2 separate regions of the Homo sapiens genome follow, and region 2 is linked to region 1. A link is a loop called in an ENCODE intact Hi-C map of the cell type or tissue named here. Cell type or tissue: breast epithelium. All regions are shown on one strand. Each heading gives the region's core, and the rest is flanking DNA. Links, peaks and the distances in the headings are about the cores only. Region 1 overlaps DIRC3 (disrupted in renal carcinoma 3). Region 2 overlaps DIRC3 (disrupted in renal carcinoma 3).

Region 1 (6,640 bases), core at 1,170-6,169:
TGAACTGTTTCTGATAACTTCTTGTGGCCCAAAATGTTATCCTGCCCTAAAGAAATACTAACTGGCTCAGTTGAAGATGGGCATGGTAGTTTCCATGTGAGGATTAGAACAGCAGGAAGGTCCTTGCAGAAAGAGAGATAATATAGCCATTGCAAAACATTGTATCCAGTCTGCAAATGATCATCTTAGAGAAGTCCTTAAGCCCATTTATGACCTTAGAGCTAATTTTAACTCAAGTAGGAGAGCTAGTACAACATAATCATCAAATCAAGTACCAGGCAAAGAAATGGCAGAAATAAGACTCAAATCCAGGTTTAACTTGGGTGCAACCTGGGCAGTTAGAGCACTTCTCCAAGTGTCCTTGTCTGTAAATTAGAGATACAAAGAGTAGCTACACCTTAGAGTGACTTTGAGGATGAAATGTGGTAATAGACATTGAGCTTTTAGCACCATCCCTAGCACATAAAAGATGCTCAATAAATATTCAGTGATTACTGTTGAGTGAATAAATTAATAAATATAATTCAATACATGTTAATAATTCAACAATGAATTACTAACCATTAATAATGAATAATTCAGTAAATGTTATTAAAGGAAAAGGGGAAAATATAGATATTACTGTTCCCCATGGCTCATTATCACCCTCATGGATAAAGATAGCTGTTTAGAAGAGGGAAAAAAAGTGAAAACTGCAAAAGCAATTAAACATCCCCAGCAAACACAGGTTTGGTAGAACTAGAGAGAATGACAGGAGTCTCTGAAATGGCTCGGGACTAGGAGGAAAGACTTCTGGATCATGGTCCCGACCCTGACACTAATTGATGTGTAGTTTTAGGCAAGTCACATCACTTCTCCAGTCCTCAGGGTTTCTAACTTCAGAATGACCACATTGGGCTGACTGATCTCCAAGTTCCTTTGGCTCTCTGACTTAATCTGAGGTTATGAGATACCCGCCTGCAAAGTCTAAAGACCCTTGAAACCCAATGGCTCTTGAGGAGAAGTTTCTTAACAGTATTGCAGTTTAGTCAGGAGACTGAACTAGAGAACCCAGGTGGACATTCTTTCCAGCCAAAGACTCAATACTTCTGGAAAGATTAAGGTCACATTTGTTTCAAGAGTGTCCAGTACAACAAAGACCTTCCACAGGGAGTAGTAACTATTCCTGATAGGGAACCTCCAAACTGCAATAGGCTTTACCCTTTTTTATCTTTCCTCTTTCTTCGTGCCTCAAGTCAGATCATAGCAAGAAGAAACCTTGGAAAATCCCCTCTTCTCCTCCACACCTCCCAGAGATGCCCAAAAAGCAGTTTAATGCTTTTTCGTAGACTTAGAAAACAGTTCTGTTCTTCCCTGGGCTCAGAGAAGCCTCCCATTTTGGAGCTCTTATCTTCAAAACCTTGCCAGGGACAGGCACTGGTGATTCACAATGGTACTTAATGTGATTTAGACTTATAAATCAAGAGACCGCCTAAGAGTAAATTCCAGGGAGCCTTAGGCCAGACTCAGGGTCCCTGTGTGTAAACAATCAAGTCTAACCCCCTTGGCTGGCAGGCTCTCCTGTCTCAGGGGACAGGAGGTAGGACCGCCTCTTGTACAAGTCTTAACATCGTCCATGACCTCAGTCTGCTTCTAGTGGGACTTTGGGAGACCATCCTCTCAAACTTGAGCCATTTCAACCCAATTTCTCCTCCGTGATCCAAGGAGAAATAAGGCCTGCCATCTCTGCTGGGGGATCTTTCTGGCACCAGCTAGATGGATCCCTGGCACTTTGACTCACAATTCCTCCCCTTACACAAGACAGCAGTTCCTGAGGCCTGCATATTCCAGGCATGAAATTGACAAGAGCAATTCAGCTTTCATATGGGAGCATATGAGGTCAGCTCAGCTTTTGGCCTCTGCAAGGAGGGATGTAGAAAGTCTCCCCACAGGAATATCTGGTGGCATCCTGACACCAAGCCTCCTTTTATGTTTTCAAAATTTTTTAAAGTTTTATTTTGTTTTTAATTGACATATAATAGTCATATATATTTATGGGGTACAGTATGTTTTGATACATGTATACATTGTGTAATGATAAAATCAGAGTAATTAGCATATCTGTCACCTCAAAGACTTATCAAAGTTTCAGGATACAAAGTCAACACACAAAAATCAACAGTGTTTCTAAACCCCAACAGCAAACTATCCAAAAAAAAAATTAAGAAAACAATCTTATTTGCAACAGCTACCAAAAAAAAGAGTAGGAATAAATTTAACCCAGGAAGTGAAAGACCTCTACAATGAAACTATAAAATATTGATGAAAAAAAAGGACACGGCCAGGCACGGTGGCTCACGCCTGTAATCCCAGCACTTTGGGAGGCCGAGGCGGGCGGATCATGAGGTCAGGAGATCAAGATCATCCTGGCTAACACAGTGAAAACCTGTATCTACTAAAAATACAAAAAAATTAGCCAGGCGTGATGGCAGGCACCTGCAGTCCCAGCTACTCAGGAGGCTGAGGCAGGAGAATGGCATGAACCCGGGAGGTGGAGCTTGCAGTGAGCTGAGATTGCGCCACTGCACTCCAGCCTGGGCGACAGAGCGAGGCTCCATCTCCAAAAAAAAAAAAAAAGAAAAAGAAAAAAAGGACACAAATAAATAGAAAGATATCCTGTGTTCATGCATTGGAAAAATTAATAGGGTTAAAATGTCTGTACTACTCAAAGCGAGCTACAAATTCAATTCACTCCCTATCAAAATACCAATGATTTCTTCATAGAAATAGAAAAAAAAATCCTAAGATTAGTGTGGAACCACAAAAGACCCTGGATAGCCAATGTAACCTTAAGCAAAAAGAATAAAGCTGGAGGCATCACACCACTTGACTTCAATATCTACTAAAAAACTATAGAAACCAAACCAGCATGGTACTGGCATAAAAACAGATACAAAGACCAATGGAATAGAATACAGAACCCAGAAATATATCCAGGCATTTACAGCCAACTGATTTTTGACAAAGGCACCAAGAACAAACATTGGGGAAAGAATCATCTCTTTTATTCTAGTAAAACTGAATATCTACATGTAGAAGAATGAAACGAGACCCCTATCTCTCACCACATACAAAAATCAACTCAAAATGGGTTAAAGACTTAAATGTAAGACCCAGTGCTTTTTTAAAACTACTCAGCAAACGCTGGCTGTTCTGAGGGTTCAGGTGGCTTCTTAAATCTCTGTGTTCAAGGGCTCATGACTCATTTATACTTCCTGGAAAGTGTCAGGAACTATTTCCAAATGGGCAACTGGTGAGAGTGAGATGTCAAGGGCAGTGTGGCCTCAGTCTCCTAGCCTGCCCCTCATGGGGCGCCAGATTAGGGTGTCATTGCAGAAACGTATGTTCTTGGAGTTTGGTTTCTTTTTAGCATCCAGCCTCTCTGCAGTGATTGCTGCAACCTCTGAAGGAGCAGTTCTTTCTAGCAAGGACTTTTTAGGAGTTCCGTCTCCCCCATCGAGGTGTTAACCTTAAAATCTCATTTCTTCCCAGCTCCACGCTAACTCAGCGATCAATCTCCTCTTAAATTGAAAAGTGTTGTCTCTGAACTGAAAAGGAATCGAGGTTTATGGAGCCTGGTCTGCTGAGAAGAAATGAGGATGGGATAGCTGCCTTCAATGGCTGAATTCAAAGCTGTCAGGAGATCCAAAGAGCACACAGTCTGCATGGCACTCAGGTGTTAGACAAAGGAGGAAAAGTTAAAGATGGGGGATTTGGGATCAATATAATGAATACAGTTATCAAGCACAACAAAAGGCCAGACATTTTATACACATGGCTATTTTGTTCTCCTGAAACATCTATGAAATGGGGATTAGACTATATCAGGAAACAGGCTGGAAAGGAGGAGGTGCATTGTCAGGCCCCTGCAGCAGTCAGAGCACATATGGTGGATAAGCTAAAGGAAAATTCTGGATTGGATGGGAGAGTGGGTCAGTGATTCTCAACCAGGGGTGGTTTTGTGTCCCAGGGACATATGGCAACATCTGGAGACATGTTTGATTGTTATGAATTGGGGAGTGATACTGTATCTAGTGGGTACAGCCAGGGGTGCAGCTAAACACCCTCACAATGCACAAGACAGCCCCTCACAATAAAAAGTCCAACAGGCCCAAAATGTCAACAGTACTGAGGTTGAGAAACCATGCATTAAATGATCTTAAGATATCTTCAAACTCCAGAACTAAATTAGGGGCCTTAATTTTTCCTCTGCATAGATGGGATTCCATTTAGCCATCCAGTGTTTCTCAAAGTAGAGCAGGGAGAGGACAAGGATGTCAAAACTATCTCACTGGGACCCTTTTAAAACACTTAGTCTCTAGCCAAAGAAGACCCAAAAAGCTATAAAAGAAGCCCAAAAAGCAAACAAGTCCCCAAAAGCCTTTGGCCTCAAAGAAATGACATAAATTTTTCCTCTATTTCCTAAAGACTTCGCCATTAAATGTTCTGAATATAAATCTGCACCCCTGGGGAAACCAAGTTAGCTAAAGATTCACAAGGACTTGGTGGGAATATAGGAGATTCCAGAGAACTCAAAAGGAGAGGATGAAATGGATGAAATCTGCCAATTCAGTGAAAATCATTTTGATGAATGCCCAATTGGTACAAAAGCTAATTCCCTGAAAAGTCAATTTACTGAAAGCTAATGCCCAGGGAGTCAGTTCTTAGAAAGATCAATTTGCCAAATGACCAGTACACTCACATTACCAAATTCATATGTCATAATGTTTAATGAAAATATTTATCCACTTGATGCTCTGCATTGAATGAAAATCTTTTTGGAGCATTCTAATTTTTTACTGGAAATTTTCTTCTACCTAATTCTGATTTCTATCTTGAGTCTAGAATTAAATTTTAACTTATATTTAAAATTAATGTTATTTACAATTCTGCTTTATTTGAGTGCTTTTAAAGTTAATTTATTTTAGTTTCAAAGTTTATTGAAAATTTACTTTGCAGAAATTTGCTTTCTTCAGTTTATAGAAAGGATTGAAAAGAAAAGATAAAACCAAGGCCGGGAAGGGGTGTGAGGATGCCCAGAAAAGATTTCCCACACTAGTCCTGGTCCACTATAGTCAAGGAAGAATCAACTTAGAAACAGCAGGAGCAACCATATCACTTTTTTTTTTTTCCAAGACAGAGTCTCACTCTGTCGCCAGGCTGGAGTGCAGTGGCACGATCTCAGCTCACTGCAACCTCTGCCTCCTGGGTTCAAGCAATTCTCATGCCTCAGCCTCCCAAGTAGCTGGGATTACAAGCACACACCACCACACTCAGCTAATTTTTGTATTTTTAGTAGAGACTGGGTTTCACCATGTTGGCCAGGATGGTCTCGATCTCCTGACTTCATGATCCACCCACCTCAGCCTCCCAAAGTGCTGGGATTAAAGGCATGAGCCACAGTGCCCGGCCCCATATCACATTTTTAAATGTGGCTATCAATGACTAGAAATAATAAACCAAGGTAGATTGACTATATGAGAAATTGACAGCAGAATGCTAGAAATGCAAAGAAAAAAATGGCAGAAAAACACAAAATTGAGTTTTTTAAAAGGATCTCTAGTTGCTTAGCTGATTTACCAAAAAGGAATAATTTCACCTTTGTTGCAAACTATGACTTATTTCTGATAATATCAATAAAGTCTGCAGATTCCAATCACTACATATAAATGCTATGTATCAACACATTTCTGCAGGTGTATTTTGCAGGTAACCGAGTTTTTTTTTAAGCTACTTCTGCTTTTTATTGTATTTAAATGTTATTGCCCATTTTTTAAACCATTAAGCCCTTTTTAGTAGTGTACATCAACTCCTTATACAGGTTATCTTCCTTAATTATGTATTTCTGACAATTCAACATTTAAATATAATTTTATATTTAAATCCAAAATCATTGGAAGCATATTAGAATTTTAAATTAAATCTAAATTTAAAGTAATTATTTAAATATACAGAAAATCAAAAGTTTACATTTAAATTTGAAAACTAAATAAATCAGTTTTAAATTAAATTATATTAAAATCAGTATTTCAAAACCTACAAAGAAAATCAGAAATAGCCATCAGCCAAAACAGTTCCTCATACATATTGTCATAATATGAAAAATTACCATGTGAAATGTTGAAATGTTGTTAATAATGATAAAATATGTTTCTTTGTGTCACATTATTAGAAACAAAAATAAGACATTCCTGTTAAATTCGTCAAAAGATTCCTGGCAAAATGACTAAGCACTCTAGTCAAATCTTATAAAGGATTCAATTTGGTCAACTTGCACATTAGTAAATAGGTAAATTGATCATTTGGCAAATTTGCTTTCTAATACTTGCTTTTCAGGGAATTGACTCAGTCCCAAGGGTATTGAAATCTGGAAAAAGGGAGTAAATTCTAGAAGGAGGGTTTGAGGGGAGCTGGGTAAGCTGTTGTTTTTCCTGTAACATCCTTCTTAGAGGCTGCAGTCTGCCCTAGGGGCAAAGGCAAGAAGACTGAGTCAACGAGGTAACCAGCGGCTCTTCAGTTTGTCACCATATGTGGACCATATTCTCAGTGGCTGTGTGGAGATACAGAGGCACAAGTTCCTGACTCCAAGCCCCTTCCTTGT
Region 2 (6,640 bases), core at 957-5,956, 84 kb before region 1:
GCTGTTGCGATATACAAAGGGGCTGGGTTGATATTTGATGTCGAAGAAAGAAAGAGAAAGTGGCCCTGAAGATAAGCCTGGGCCGAGAGGAAAACAGATCAGGCACCCTGAGACCTGGGAGGCACAAGCATGACGAATTTCTACCTTCTGTCTTGGTACAATGTCGACTAAATGTGTCTTTCCACTTTACATCTCAAAACTTAGGTAATGGGGTAGGAAAGCTTAGTGTAACTGAGACAGAATTGAGGACAATGAAGTCTGCTGGCCTGGCTTCCCGCTGTAATGACATGCTGGATATTCATCTCAGCTAAGCCACTTCAGACAATAAAGGAAAGGTCTTAGGATGTCAAATAATTAGTACTAGGCCTATGTGGCTGCTGTACGTTGTATTTATGTCTCATTGTGTAACACAGAGCAAGTCACTGCTCTCTGGAATTTTTCATCTGTAAAATTATATTACAGCTAAGAACTGACCTACCAGAGGGCAAGAGAGTTCCAGCCCTTTAACACCCTGGTATTGCATTAGGGTTGCTCAACCCAAGGGTCATGATGCATAACTCTCTGGCCATGGAGAATCGTTTGTGTGGCTAGAATTTCCTGCTGTGCCCCCAGCCCAATGCCAGGAAATCTCTCCTCTGTTTTTTTTAATTGATCTTTTGTTCGTATGTGTTGTTTCTTCTTTTCTTTGTAGGCTATGAGAAATTGAAGTAAAAGAGGAGGGCTAGTGATCTAGTAGGAACTGGATTTCAATTTTGAATCTGAGTACTTGGTGACATGAGATAGGGTGTTGATAGGTTCACCCATCACCTAACAGCAGAGCAAGGAGAAGATAAGATGGGATGCCAAGCACAAGAATAGATTTCTGAAGGGTCCCAGGGCCCATGAAGAGGGGCCAGACCCACACAGATCCCTACAGTAACTTAGGAGCTGGCACAAGGCAGTGAATTTAAGGGCAGTTGGTCCTTCACTCTAGGTATGTCCCTTTATGGTTTGGCAGCCAGGTATATGCCAGCTTTTCAGGGGCAGGCATTGAAAGCTGCTGTGGGAAGCACAGCTGGCAGACCCTCCAGATTCTCGAAATTTCACCACTGTCCCTGGTATGTTGGCTAGGCCTGCCTCAGTCCTTTCCCTCTTACTGACTCTCAAGAAAGGGATGCCAACCCGTCTGCTTTGTCTGGGAGACTTCCGCTGTTTCTGAGAAATACTGGCTATTGAGAATACCTTCCGGTCTCTGGTCCTCCCCAGTTCAATCAGCCACAGACAGGGCACTTGTTTCCTCCTTGCACCTTAAGGGACAATCCACCCACCTGCCTCCTCACTCCTCGCTCGCAATGCTTACTCAGCCTAGGCTGGAGCCCACCTGAAATGGGGAGGGCCAGGACAACTCTCTTCAGAAGTAAGGGGTGTGGGCGACTTTGTAATGTCTGAGGCTTTGGGTTTCTGAAAATGTCACTGTGTTTTTGCTGAGTCATGGCCAGTTTTCCTGATCTCCATTTTTCCTCTTACTGCTTTTGCCCCTTTTGTCTGGTCCTCATTCCTTAGAACTCAGATATCACAAAATGTCTCCTGGGAATAGATGTACTGAGGCACTGCTACCCTCTTTCTCTCTCTCTCCCTATCTCTCTCTCTCTCACACACCCCCACAGATACACACACACACACACAGAGGAAACCTCATGAAATCTACAGGAAAAAGTATTAGTTTGGTGCAAAAGTAATTTGCGATTTTTGCCATTCCTTTCAATGGCAAAAAACACCATTACTTTTGCACCAACCTAATATTTGGCATTCAATTACTTCTCAAGCAACTGATTGCCTAATCTCTTTTCCTTTAAAAAAATTTATGTTCTACCTGTATAAAACAATATATAGTTTTGTTTTTTAAATTATTCAAGCTGGAAAGTACAAAAAAGTTTAAAAAATCACTCCAGTATTCCATCATTAAGACCACTCTTGTTACTTTTACGTAAGAATTGTTCCTGTGATCTCTCAATGTATACTGATAGGCATAACTTTCTAAAAATGAGATCTTACTGCTGTTTACTTTTTAAAATCAAAAGTATTAAGTTTGCCTGAATTTAGACTAAGAAAAAGATTATTAGGAACCTTTAAAAAATCCTAATATAAAAAATGTCACTTTAACACATGAAATATTCATTCCTAAAAGGATTCTTTTTGTTTGGGGTAGGGGGAGGAGTTGCAAAACTTTAAGATATGGGAACCACGACATTTTTTAACTCATTAGACCCTGGCTTTTAGGGCCATGGCTTGTATTTTACACTTGTTTAGAAGCTATGTTCTTCAAAAATAAAATTAGAACTCACCAGGTGTTTTAATTATTCTTTACACTCCTGCTTCAACACTTTTGCATCGTGCTTCCTATCTACGTAACACGAAGAATCCCCCTCCACTGGGACAACCATCTAGAAAGGGGGAAGAGAAGGAGAGGTTAAGGAAGAGACTGAGAGGATCAGATATCTAGAGAAAATCCATTTGAAGCAAGGTAGACTGGCTTTCTGCCTAATTCCCCCTTTCTCTTAGCAATAACAGTTTCATAATTAGCTTTAGCCAGATTTCTAGATAATTAATCCTCCCACCACAACCTGCCCTACACCATTGTGACTTGGAAAAAAAATTAACCCCATTTTAATGGTACTGATCTACTTACATATGTTCTTATAAAACTGCTTTAAAAATGCAGTATAAGTAAGTGTAATGCTTAGAAAGCTGTGGGGCATGTCTCAGTATCAAAGCATTACTGAATTCAAAACAGCATGGGTATACCGGTATTCCAACCTGTACTCACATCTCTTCTAACATTTTAGGATGTGCCATAGCATATGTCAAGGTTGCTTATTAAACTTTCAATCTTCTCCTGTTCTTTGGCATCCCAAACTCCCTGACCCCTCATACTTCCTACCCCAGGAGAACTTGCCCTTCCATCCACAGCATTTTATCCCGCCATCTTGGTCCCTCAATCTTCCCCCCTCCTTTTCTCCCCTTCCAGTGTGCTCCTCAGTAGTCATGAGCCTGGGCGCTTGCAGCTCCCGCTCAGGAATGCGCTTGCCTTGCTTTCGTCCTTTCTCTTATCAGAGAGGAGTGGGGAAGAGAGAAGATGAGCAAATATGCCATAAGAGGGGAAAGGCAGGGTCTGTCACCTCCACTTTGCTGATGATTGATGTCATGTTGCACTGGCTTTGTGGCTGGGCCCTTGTGAAAGGTGTGAATAGTGGTGGGGTGGGGGACAGATTGTTTGAAACCATCTCTCTCCGGTTGGTTTTGTTGGTTTCTCTACTCCTAGAAGCAGAGGAAAAAGAGGGGGAAGTTAAATATGTGGTGATGGTACTACCTTTTAATCAGTGTCTCCAAATATCCTTCAGAGCAGATTTTCTCAGCATCGGCCAGCATGAAACGAGGGTCTTTTTAAAGATCATTTTCTTTCTTGGATCAAAGTTTCTTTGTTTGTGATTCTGAGTTCCGTTCCTGTGTGTCTCTGTGGTAGGGCCTTGAATAGAGGACTAGAAGGAGAAGAATAAGAAGAAAAGTGTATATCAGGTGCTTTTAAAAAAATCAATTCAAACGAAAATTGCAGAAGGGTGCCTGGACAGCTAGGCTGACAGTGACCAGAGCTGGAGAGAGAGGCTCTGCCTGGTAACAGAGCTCTGATTGGCCAGACCTGTGCAAGGACTAGGCCTATAGGGACGGCTCTGAGCTGTGCTTCTGCAGGCAGCTGAACTTGGCAGGCACAAGCAAGCCCTGCAAAGACACGCTCAAAACAATCCAGAGTACAGACAGCTGCTGGCGTGAAGAAGCTGTGAGTACTGACAGCACTTGGGGTTGTGAGCCTGCCACTTAACTCTACAGCCTACTGCCTCTGCCTCTTGTGGTTAGATTTCTGTCTTCCAGATGATTAACTCTTTGAGACATGGTCTTACCAACAGTGGTAACACAGGCAGGGAGTGTCTTTGAAAAACAACTGGCCAGGGAGTCAGGGGTCTAGGTCTATACCAGGCATTAAATACTGTATGTATTAGCATGAACAGGGGTGTCTGCTTGACACTGTGGTACAAGCTCCACACCACCAATCCCTCATACAGCCCAAGAAGATAGAAACAGTTACGATCCCATTTTCCAGAGAAGAGAACAGAATCAGGCCCTGCACACACAGTCTGCAACTATTTGGGGGCACATGTGGACTCTCAACCATCTTCCGGTCGACAGCAGTTCAGTGTCAACTGGAAGACAGGCTGCTCTAAGGCAACGATGTCTTCTGGCCAATTTTGGGCTGAAATTGAAGTATTAGGTAGAGCCAATTGTTCCTATTATTAAAAATAAAACCCTGGGAGAAAAGATTGAAAAACGAATATTTTTTAGTGAGGAATTAATAGATATTTGTATTCACAAACTGAGTACTTAAATGCAGTTTAAAATGAAGGGACTGGCCAGTTGTGGTGGCTCATACCTGTAATCCCGGCACTCTGGGACACCAAGGCGGGAGGATCACCTGAGGCCAGAAGTTCAAGACCAGCCTGGCCAACATGGTGAAACCCCGTCTCTACTAAAAATACAAAAATTAGCCTGGCATGGTGACGTGTGCCTGTAGTCCCAGCAACTCAGGAGGTTGAGGCAGGAGAATTGCTTGAACCTGGGAGGCAGATGTTGCAGTGAGCTGAGATCATGCCACTGCACTCCAGCCTGGGCGACAGAGCGAGGCTCCATCTCAGGAAAAAAAAAAAAAAAAAAAAGGAAGGGATTGTATCTATATGCAAGAAAATATACAGTTCAAAAACATATTGTTTACTGGAAACAAATTGCAAAACAATTCATGCAGTGTATTATTCAGCCAAAATTTTACAACTACAAAGCAATACCATCTATTATCTGATATATAAAATCTGTAATGAGCTAATAAAAACATGGACCGGAATAGTATATATCAAATTACTGACAGTGGTCATCGCTGGAGAGAAAGAAGCAAGACTAGGATGGAGAGGAGGAACAAAATGGTTTTCAATTTTAACTGTGAGATATACTATCTGAAGCCTAAGTGACAAAAAGTGAACATTTTAAATATGAGCAGGGGATATGTGTATCATATTATTCTTCTGCTTTTTCTGAATTAGAAAAAAATAGGAGGGTCTTTCCCGGGGGCATCTTCATTGTGCCATCCTGCTCATGTGATGGGAAGAAATTCATCCCTGGCGTTATTGCTCCTAGGAACATCCTGTGGGAGATGAAAGTATGTGTGCTGTTTTGAAATTAAAAGCAAAGCAGGAAAAGTCAAGAGTCCTCTTTTTCAGAGAGAAAAACTTGCAGAACCTGTGGAGTTGTTACCCCCATACTGTTGACAATCCTCACTCTTCCCTTCCCTTCTCAGCCAGAAAGCAGCCTTTATTATTTATTATTTTTATTTTTTGTACAGGGCTCCCAGCCAGCCTCAAGGGTCTATGTATGCTAGTGTGATTGCTGTGTTTTTCTAACCACTTCAAAGGTCATGTTCACTTATCTGTGAAAACAAGTTCTCATTCCTTGCACCCTATTTGCCTTCATGTCTCAGGAAATAGGGACGGGCAAATCACTTGCCAGGTGGGAAGAAAATAAAGGAATGTTGTACACACACCCTACTCTGAAGACCAGAGCGGAAAGGGAACCTATCTGTGTATCCCAAGGGGGCTGTGAGCAGGAGAGAAAGACAGAAATACAGCAGAGAGATGTGACTTACATGTCCTAATCTCCCCACTCCCGAGGTGAACCCCAAGATCAGAAGGAGGCATAGTGAACATTTCCAACTAGATATGGAAGGAACCTGAGAATATTTGGAGGAGGAGACCAGCGACACTGTTTCCCAAACACAGCTTAGGGGAGACTGGGAGCATCTTGGAAGAGCCCCACACAGAGCCATGTTCAGCATGGCCTGAGTGAGGGCGGAAACTTTAGCGGTGGAGCAGGAAAGTGACCAGCTAGGCAAGCCTCCAGCAGCACTGCTTGCACTCCATGGCCTGCCCGGGCTGAACAGTGGACCTAAGAATTCATAAGTGCTCCAGAGAGGGACAAGGAGGGACTAAGAGGGCCCTGAGTTAAGAAAAAGACATCACATTGCCCCCAAATGCCACTGGGGACCAGTGGTGCAGAGTGAATCAATCGGTGACTGTGATACACAGTTTAGTTTGTCCTCTGTCATAAGAATAAATATCAGATATCATAATCAGGGAAAGCACAAAGAAGAGAGAGCTTTTGAGAGCTGTTTACCTAGAATTTAAATTCTTCATGTTCACTTTAGTACCTCTTTAAATGCTCAATTCCTGCGAAAACATGTATTGTAACCCAGTGCTATCACTCTAAAAGCTGTGGTAGAAGGTGTGGAGTTTTAAGTATGGAAGAGGGTATGTGCTAAATAGAAAAGGTAAATAGAAAGCTTTTTAAAAATCTGGGTAAATGCACACACATATCCACATGCAGGATGCACAAATGAACCCTATGAGGGCTCTGACACTAAGAAACTGGCAGTACCTGGACTACAGATTCAGCAGGAACAAGTCCACAAACTGAGCAGGCAGTTAATGAGCTTAGCACCCATCATCCCTGGCTCAGAGTATGGCCCTGGAATTCTTTGTTGCAATAAAATATAAAATAGAACCTG

The links. Peaks named below come from ENCODE experiments on the same cell type or tissue, not always from the same donor. Only the 100,000 strongest peaks of a DNase experiment are listed, where the experiment ranks them.
Region 2: it touches region 1 in a loop (8-fold over the local background); 6 of 110 quality-filtered maps call a loop at or near these places.

What each region holds. Positions count from the first base shown.
Region 1 is chr2:217,514,300-217,520,939 of GRCh38, forward strand. All of the region lies in intron 2 of DIRC3 (disrupted in renal carcinoma 3), which reads right to left. Among named protein-coding and RNA genes, the nearest start is that of DIRC3-AS1, 230 kb to the left of the region's middle. In breast epithelium, for the core only: no CTCF peak of the experiment used is centred there; no DNase peak of the experiment used is centred there.
Region 2 is chr2:217,430,599-217,437,238 of GRCh38, forward strand. It overlaps DIRC3 (disrupted in renal carcinoma 3), which reads right to left. Exons shown (of 13, transcript NR_186301.1): 4 at 3,350-3,518; 5 at 2,325-2,423. Among named protein-coding and RNA genes, the nearest start is that of DIRC3-AS1, 150 kb to the left of the region's middle. In breast epithelium, for the core only: no CTCF peak of the experiment used is centred there; DNase peaks (open chromatin) are centred at 1,093 and 3,723; H3K27ac peaks cover 2,393 bases.